Linked DNA regions of Homo sapiens: region 1 is linked to region 2. Evidence: read pairs that join two places in POLR2A ChIA-PET (ENCODE). Cell type or tissue: PC-3. All regions are shown on one strand. Region 1 overlaps MDH2 (malate dehydrogenase 2). Region 2 holds the start of LOC124901680 (a long non-coding RNA gene).

Region 1 (4,000 bases), 140 kb after region 2:
GTTTGAGACCAGCCTGGGCAGTGTGGCAAAACCTCATTTCTACAAAATGAGTGGTGTGTACCTGTAGTCCCAGCTACAGCTAAGGTGGGGAGGATGGCTTGAACCGAAAATGCAGAGGTTGCAGTGAGCCAAGATCGCACCACTGCACTCCAGCCTGGGTGAGAGAGGGAGACCCTATCTCAAAAAAAAAAAAAAAAAAAAAGATACACTCATTGCAGCAGTTTCATCCTCCACCCTGGTGGGATTGTCTTGGCCACTCCCCTGTGGAACCACTGCCCTGGCTGAGTGATGGAGGCATGAAAGCTTTGGAAGATTTTTTTTTTTTTTTTTTTGAGATAGACTGTTGGTCTGTCACCCAGGCTGGAGTGCAGTGGTGTGATCTCCTCCTGGGTTCAAGCGATTCTCCTGTCTCAGCCTTCTGAGTAGCTAGGATTACCGGTGCGCGCCACCATGTCTGGCTAATTTTTTTTATTATTAGTAGAGATGGGGTTTTGCCATGTTGGCCAAGCTGGTCTCAAAGTCCTGACTTAAGGTGATCCACCTCGGCCTCTCAGAGTGCTGGGATTACAGGTGTGAGCCACCACGCCCAGCCCAGAAGATATTTTTTTAAAGAGATGGAATCTTGCTCTGTTTCCCAGGCTGGAATGCAATGGCGCCATCATGGCTCACGGCAGCCTCAACTCCTGGGCTCAAGTGATCCTCCCACCTCAGCCTTCTGAGTAGCTGGGACTACAGGTGCATACCACCATGCCAGCCTGAGCACGAGAGTGAAATGATTAAGACTTTGATTTTGGGAAAGCATGCTTTGGAGGTGTTGCTGAGTACCTAAGTTAGATAACGGAATAGAATGAAGAGGAGGAGCGGGTTGGGAGGGTGGTTGAGCTGCCAAGTTCTTCATGTCCTGACTTGATGTCTCTGATAAGAAGGAGGTGGCAGAAGATGGTTCTAGAAGTTTACATTTAGTGAACACAAGTGCCATTTGGGACCAGGGATGGAGGGAGGGGGGCAGGATAAATGGACAGTTGAGTTTGTGGAACCCATGGAACGCCTAACAGAACTGGGAATGCAGAGCTGGGATTTGGGAGTCCCTGAGACTCACACAAGATGTGGGAGTGAGAGCTGAAGATCCAGAAGTGGGTGAGGCTGAGCCTGCCCGACCTCAGGTTCTGAGCGGGTCTGACAGGTTCAAGTTTCCAGGCAGCCAGGGGTTCACCTTTAAAGCACCAACTTGAAACTCAAAAACCTGTTTGAATTCAAATGTTGGTTGTATATGCTTCCACAGTTTAATTTCCTGAGCAGAAACCCACTGGGTAAGCGTCTTGATTCGGATTTTGGTTTGTTGGGTTTTGGTTTCTGATAACCAAAGCCTGTTATTAGCTGGCCTCAGCTACTGTAGAAGACTGTGCAGTGATGCTGTCAGGCCCCAGATGACCACACACGGTGCCGAGAGTTCCCGTGTCTGCCACTTTGTTTGCCTCTTCCCTCACTGGTAGCTGCCTGCCTGCCTGCCTGCCAGGGATCGGCTGTGCTTCTCATTTGTGAGTTTAGATCAGAAACAAGCTCCCTGGGTATGGCTGTAATTTTGGTCAGACCTTGAGTGAGACCTAGAGGGGAAGAGTGCCTTCGAATAACGGGAGTGATTGCTGGATGCGGGGCCGGGTCACTTTCACCCCATCACTTTCCTAACTGTTCCAAGCTGAAATGCCCAGGGCCAGCTGCTACTTTGCTGCCTGTTCTTCTGATTAGCCTGGTATGAAACAGTGATTCTCAAACTGTTTGGTATCAAAATCATCTGGGGAAAATGGCAAAAATGCCAAGGCCTAAGCCCCATCCCGCTTCCAGGAGCCTAGTCCTGAGTGGGCTTCATTAGCTCAGCAGGTGGCTCTGATGCACACCTAGGCTGGAGAACCAGTGTGAGATACTGGAGCCCGAGATGACAGATCTGACTCACCAGGAGGGTTGGAGTCTTTCGCAACGTACGTAACCCCTTCCACCTCTTGTTAGGCAGCTCCTTGTCCTGCCTGAGGCTCCAGCCACAAGTTTGCTGCCTGGATGAATCTTCTCTGATTCCCCACCCCTGCAGGGAGTTGATTGCCGCAACCCCATCTGCCCTCTTGCACAAGGGGCTTCTGTGACAGTGTTCTCCCTGCTCCTAATGCATCTCATTACCTGTCTCCTACAGAGCCAGCAGGGATCTTCCTGCAACCTCAGTTACCGGGAGGGCCTGTTGCTAGGCACTCAGTGTGTGTTTATAGTTTATAAAGCTGCAGGTTGAAGGGAAGGCTGCTGTTACCAGTCCAGCTGCCTGATGGAGTCCAGCTTGTTCTTCATCTTTCAGGAGGGTTTTGAAGTACCCTGAGTATCACAGACTCTACAGACATAAATTCTCCCCATTTGAAAGTGGACCTTTGGAATGAAGGTCCTGAATTCTTCCAGAATGAGACTGTTACAAATACAATGATTGTATCTTGCTTTGGCAACTGCAGTAAAAAGAGGCCCAGTGCAACATTATAGGATACCATGTGAATCCTTTTCATGCTCATTTCCTCCTAAGAGTCCTTTCTCTGTGCCTCTTTTTAGAACAATGCTAAAGTAGCTGTGCTAGGGGCCTCTGGAGGCATCGGGCAGCCACTTTCACTTCTCCTGAAGAACAGCCCCTTGGTGAGCCGCCTGACCCTCTATGATATCGCGCACACACCCGGAGTGGCCGCAGATCTGAGCCACATCGAGACCAAAGCCGCTGTGAAAGGTACTGGGCGCGCTGACCCTGGAGACTTGCTTCCTGTCCCCAGTAGGCCAGGATTCGAGTTTTGAGTAAGATTCTTAGATGAAACTAAATGTTTAGAGACGGGGGTTTCTCTGTTTTAAATTTAAATTTTACAAGTGATTACACCCTTTTAGACTTGGCGTCTATAAAAATTGAAACAGCGGTGTCTTTTAGAAATGTGAGGTAGCCTAATCATCCCATTTTCTACTTTTTCTAATTTGAAAAGTAGTATGAGGATGGGGAAGAGGGAAGTGTCAGCAACCTCTGGTGAGGATTTGGGGACAGTAAGGTGGTGGTCTCAGCTGCGGGCCACCTTCCCTCCACCCCAGGGTTATCTTGCCAGCTTCTCAAAAAGCACGGCCTCTTTGGGAAACCTCCCCGTCTGTGGAAGGCAGTGTCGGATATTCAGTAAATGTTGTCTGGAAAATGATTCACTGGACTTAGTGCAGTGGCTTATACCTGTAATCCCAGCACTTTGGGAGGCCAAGTCAGGAGGATTGCTTGAGTCCAGGAGTTCAAGACCAGCCCAGGCAACATGGCGAGACCCCTATCTCAACAAAAAGTCCAAAAATTAGCTGGGCGTGATAGTGCACACCTGTGGTCCCAGCTACTTGGGAGGCTGAGGTGGGAGGATTACTTGAGCTCAGGAGGTTGAGGCTACAGTGAGCCCTGATTACACCACTGCACTTCAGCCTAGGTGAGATAGTGAGACACTGTTTCCAAAAAAAAAAAAAAAAATTTCATAAATATGCATATTTATATATGCTGCTTATTTAACCTTCACAATGTATCAACATTTTTGCATGTCACCAAATTTTTTTTTTTTTTTTGAGACCATGTCTTCCTCTGTGTCCCAGATGGAATACAGTGGCACAATCTTGGCTTACTGCAACCTCCCCATCTTGGGTTCAAGTGATTCTCCTGCCTCAACCTCCCGAGTAGCTGGGACCACAGGTGTGCAACACCATGCCCAGCTAATTTTTGTGTTTTTAGTAGAGATGGGGTTTCACCATGTTGGCCAGGCTGGTCTAGAACTCCTGACCTCAAATGATCCACCTACCTCGGCCTCCCAAAGTGCTGGGATTACAGGCATGAGCAACTGCGCCCAGCCCGAATTCTTGATAAAATTATTCTTAAAGCTGTAATTTATCATTTATGATAGCTCTGCTGTTGACCATTGGCTGTTTCCTGTTTGCTTCTGTAAATATAAATATATTAATGTAAGTTGCAGTA
Region 2 (4,000 bases):
AATATTGGAAGGGTGTGGGCAGCAGAGGTGAGCTGTGGTTTAAATGGCCTAACTCACATCAGTGGGACTCCAGAGGTAACATCTAAAATATCAGGCAGAGGGCTGGACATGGTGGCTCATGCCTGTAATCCCAGTGCTATGGGAGGCTGAGGCAGGAGGATTGCTTGAGCCCAGGAGTTTGAGACCAGCCTGGGCATCATAGTGAGAACCTGTCTCTTTATTTATTTATTTATTTATTTATTTGAGATGGATTCTCTCTATATATCCCAGGCTGGAGTGCAGTGGCGTGATCTCGGCTCACTGCAACCTCCGCCTCCTGGGTTCAAGGGATTCTCCTGCCTCAGCCTCCCAAGTAGCTGGGATTACAGGCACCCACCACCACACCCAGCTAATTTTTATATTTTTAGTAGAGACCGAGTTTCACCATGTTGGCCAGGCTGGTCTTGAACTGCTGACCTCAAGTGATCCGCCCGCCTTGGCCTCCCAAAGTGTTGGGATTACAGGCGTCAGCCACCGCACCTGGCCTGTCTCTATATTTAAAAAAGAAAAGAAAAGAAAAGAAAAGAAGAACAAGGAGGAGGAGGAGAAAGAAGAAAGAGAAGAAGAGGAAGAGGAAGGAAGAAGAAGAGGAGGAAGAGGAAGAAGAGGAAGAGGGAGAGGAGGGAGAGGTGGGAGAGGAAAGAGAGGAAGGAGAGGAAGGAAAAGAGGAAGGAGAGGAGAAGAGGAAGGAGGAGAAGAAGGAGAAAAGAAAAGAAGAAGAAAGAAGAAGAAAAGAAGAAGGAAGAGGAGGAAGAGGAAGAGAAGAAGAAGGAGGAGGAAGAAGAAGAAGAGAGAAGAAGAAAGAAGAAGAAGAAAAGAAAGTCACAGGTCAAAATCAGCCAGAAAAACATGTATGTACCAGCATGGCTGTAATGACCAGAAGAAAATGCTAAAAAAGAGAAGAATTTATCCTTTCAGCCAGATGCATTGGCTCATGCCTATAATCCCAGCGCTTTGGGAGGTCGAGGCAGGTGGATCACTTGAGGTCAGGAGTTCGAGACCAGCCTGGCCAAAGTGGTGAAACCCCATCTCTACTAAAAATATAAAAAATTAGCTGGGCGTGGTGGAGCGCACCTGCAGTCCCAGCTACTCTGGAGGCTGAGGCAGGAGAATCGCTTGAACCCAGAAGGAGGAGGTTGCAGTGAGTCAAGATCACACCACTGCACTCAAGCCTAGGCGACAGAACAATACTCCACCTTAAAAAAAAAGAAAATCAAGTCTATAGTCACTATTCTTTAGATTTGGGGAGCAAGTAAAAGTTTGTTCTTTGGCCAGCAGCAAGATTATCTGGGTATTTAAAAAGTATTTATGAGCTGGGTGTAGAGGCTGACACCTGGAATCCCAGCGCTTTGAGAGGCCGAGGTGGGAGGATCACTTGAGCCCAGGAGTTCAAGACCAGCCACATAGCGAGACCCTCTCTCAACAACAAATAAAAAATAAATTAGCCAGGTGTGGTGGTGCTCACCTGTAGTTCCAGCTACTCGGAGGCTGAGGTGGGAGGATTGCCTGAGCCCAGGAGGCAGAGGTTGTAGTGAGCCATGATCATGCCACTGTACTCCATCCTGGGCGACAGAGCAAAACCCAGTCTCTAATTTAAAACAAAAAAAGGTATTTATGTATTTGACTTAGAATAAGTAATACATTCATAAGGTACAAAATTTGAATGATACAGAGTAGTATATAGTGAAATATATTCCTTTGCCCCTGGTCTCCCTCCTCCCAGTTCTCCAGAGACAACCAACCTTACCTCCCTCCCTTTTTTTTTTTTTTGTTTTTGTTTTTGTTTCAGGAGGTATTTCATGCACATACAGGCAAATATGTATACCTAGTATCTATGTTCTTCCCTCATTTCCCACCACAATTGTTTGAGAACATACAAACGGTAACATTCTATACCTACTGTTCTGTACCTTGCATATTTATCAATTTGTCTCAGAGATTTTTCTGTTTAAGCAATGAGCTTCCTTCCTTGTTTGTTTGTTTGTTTGAGACAAGAGTCTCACTCTGTCACCCCGGCTGGAGTGCAGTGGTGCACCCTTGGCTCACTGCAAACTCCGCCTCCCAGGTTCAAGCGATTCTCCTGCCTCAGCCTCCCGACTAGCTGGGATTACAGGCGCCCACCACGCCCAGCTAATGTTTTGTATTTTTAAGAGACGAGGTTTCACCATGTTGGCCAGGCTGGTCTCAAACTCCTGACCTCAAGTAATCTGCCTGCCTCGGCCTCTCAAAGTGTTGGGATTACAGGTGTGAGCCACCGTGCCCTGCCGGCCCCTTGTTTGTTTGTTTTTGTTTTTTTGAGACGGAGTCTCAGTCTGTTACCCAGGCTGGAGTGCAGTGGCGCAATCTCAGCTCACTGCAACCTCTGCCTCCCGGGTTCAAGCCATTCTCCTGTCTCAGCCACCCCTGGGACTACAGGCATGTGCCACCATGCTCAGCTAATTTTTGTATTTTTAGTAGAGACGGGGTTTCGTCATGTTGGCCAGGCTGATCTCGAACTCCTGGGCTCTAGCGATCCTCCCACCTCAGCCTCCCAAAGTGCTGGGATGACAGGCGTGAGCCACTGTACCCAGCCCAGATTATTTCTCAATGTTTTCATTTATGGCTTCTGGAGTTTATGTCATAATTTCATAATTTAGAAATGCCTCTTGGGGATTATTAACACCAATTCTCCCATGGACTTTTGGGGGCTTTTTTTTTCCTTCTCCCTTAAAAAATCATTTAAATATTTTATCTATCTGGAATTTATATTAGTGTAATATGTGAGATGTGGATGCAACCTACTTTTTTTCCCCCCAGCTGGCCAGCGAGAGTGTTTTTTCGGGGTGGGGGTGGGGAGGGAAGGAGAGGAAGGTAGGACAATGAGGAGGACAGTAACTGAAGAAGAGAAGCTTTCAGCTCGGTGTGGTGGCTCACGCCTGTAATCCCAGCACTTTGGGAGTCTGAGGAGGATGGATCACCTGAGGTCAGGAGTTCGAGACCAGCTTGGCCAACATGGCAAAACCCCGTCTCTACTAAAAATACAAAAATTAGCCAGGTGTGGTGGTGCACACCTGTGATCCCAGCTACTCAGGAGGCTGAGGCAGGAGAATCGCTTGAACCCAGGAGGTGGAGGTTGCAGTGAGCCTAGATCTCACCACTACACTTCAGCCTGGGTGTCAGAGTGAGACCCTGTCTCAAAAAAAAAAAAAAAAAAAAAAAAAAAAAAAAGAGGCTTCCTTGCCAGTGGGTGTAGCAGAAACGAGAAGTGACATAAACAGTCAGGAAGCCGGCTAGGTGCGGTGGCTCACACCTGTAATCCCAGCACTTTGGGAGGCCAAGGCAGATGGATCACCTGAGGTCAGGAGTTCGAGAGCAGCCTGGCCAATATGGTGAAACCCCATCTCTACTAGAAATACAAAAATTAGCCGGGTGTGGTGGCACAAGTCTGTAATCCCAGCTACTCAGGCAGCTGAGGCAGGAGAATCGCTTGAACTCAGGAGGCAGAGGTTGCAGTGAGCTGAGATGGTGCCCCTGCACTGCAGCCTGGGTGACACAGTGAGACTCCATCCCCCCCAAAAAAGTCAGGAAGCTGCTGAGATCATCCAGGTGAACGGTGAACCCACGTGGCCCCAACTGGAACAGGGACAGCAGAAAAGATGACAAGAGGAGGTTCTGGAGATAGAATCCATAGGACCCAGTTATTGGTTCAATGGGAAAAGGCCAAAGAGGTAAAATGCCTGTTTCCTGATGTTTCCTTAGTGATGCTATATTATTAGCAGACAGAGAAGACTCAGTGTTTTAGGAGTTCTGGTTTCAAAAAAAGCAGGGGGCATGGAGTCAAAGTCCAAATTTGAAGCCTCACTGGGACATCCTGGGGAGATGTCCAACAGGGTGTTGAAAAGATGGCACAGAGTATCAGATATCTGGGTGAATTTCTCCACAGCTCTCTCTCTGGGTGAGTGTGGAGTTCAGTCCCTTCTTT

The links. Peaks named below come from ENCODE experiments on the same cell type or tissue, not always from the same donor. Only the 100,000 strongest peaks of a DNase experiment are listed, where the experiment ranks them.
Region 1: POLR2A ChIA-PET joins it to region 2 with 8 read pairs; 15 of 35 experiments call an interaction of 5 or more read pairs at or near these places.

Annotation. Positions count from the first base shown.
Region 1 is chr7:76,052,250-76,056,249 of GRCh38, forward strand. It overlaps MDH2 (malate dehydrogenase 2), which reads left to right. Exons shown (of 9, transcript NM_005918.4): 2 at 2,581-2,749. Among named protein-coding and RNA genes, the nearest start is that of MDH2, 6.1 kb to the left of the region's middle. In PC-3, a CTCF peak has its summit at 1,839 (motif pointing right); a DNase peak (open chromatin) is centred at 1,982; H3K4me3 peaks cover 331 bases; H3K27ac peaks cover 569 bases.
Region 2 is chr7:75,908,994-75,912,993 of GRCh38, forward strand. It overlaps LOC124901680 (a long non-coding RNA gene), which reads left to right and starts at 3,548. Exons shown (of 2, transcript XR_007060393.1): 1 at 3,548-3,746. In PC-3, no CTCF peak of the experiment used is centred here; no DNase peak of the experiment used is centred here.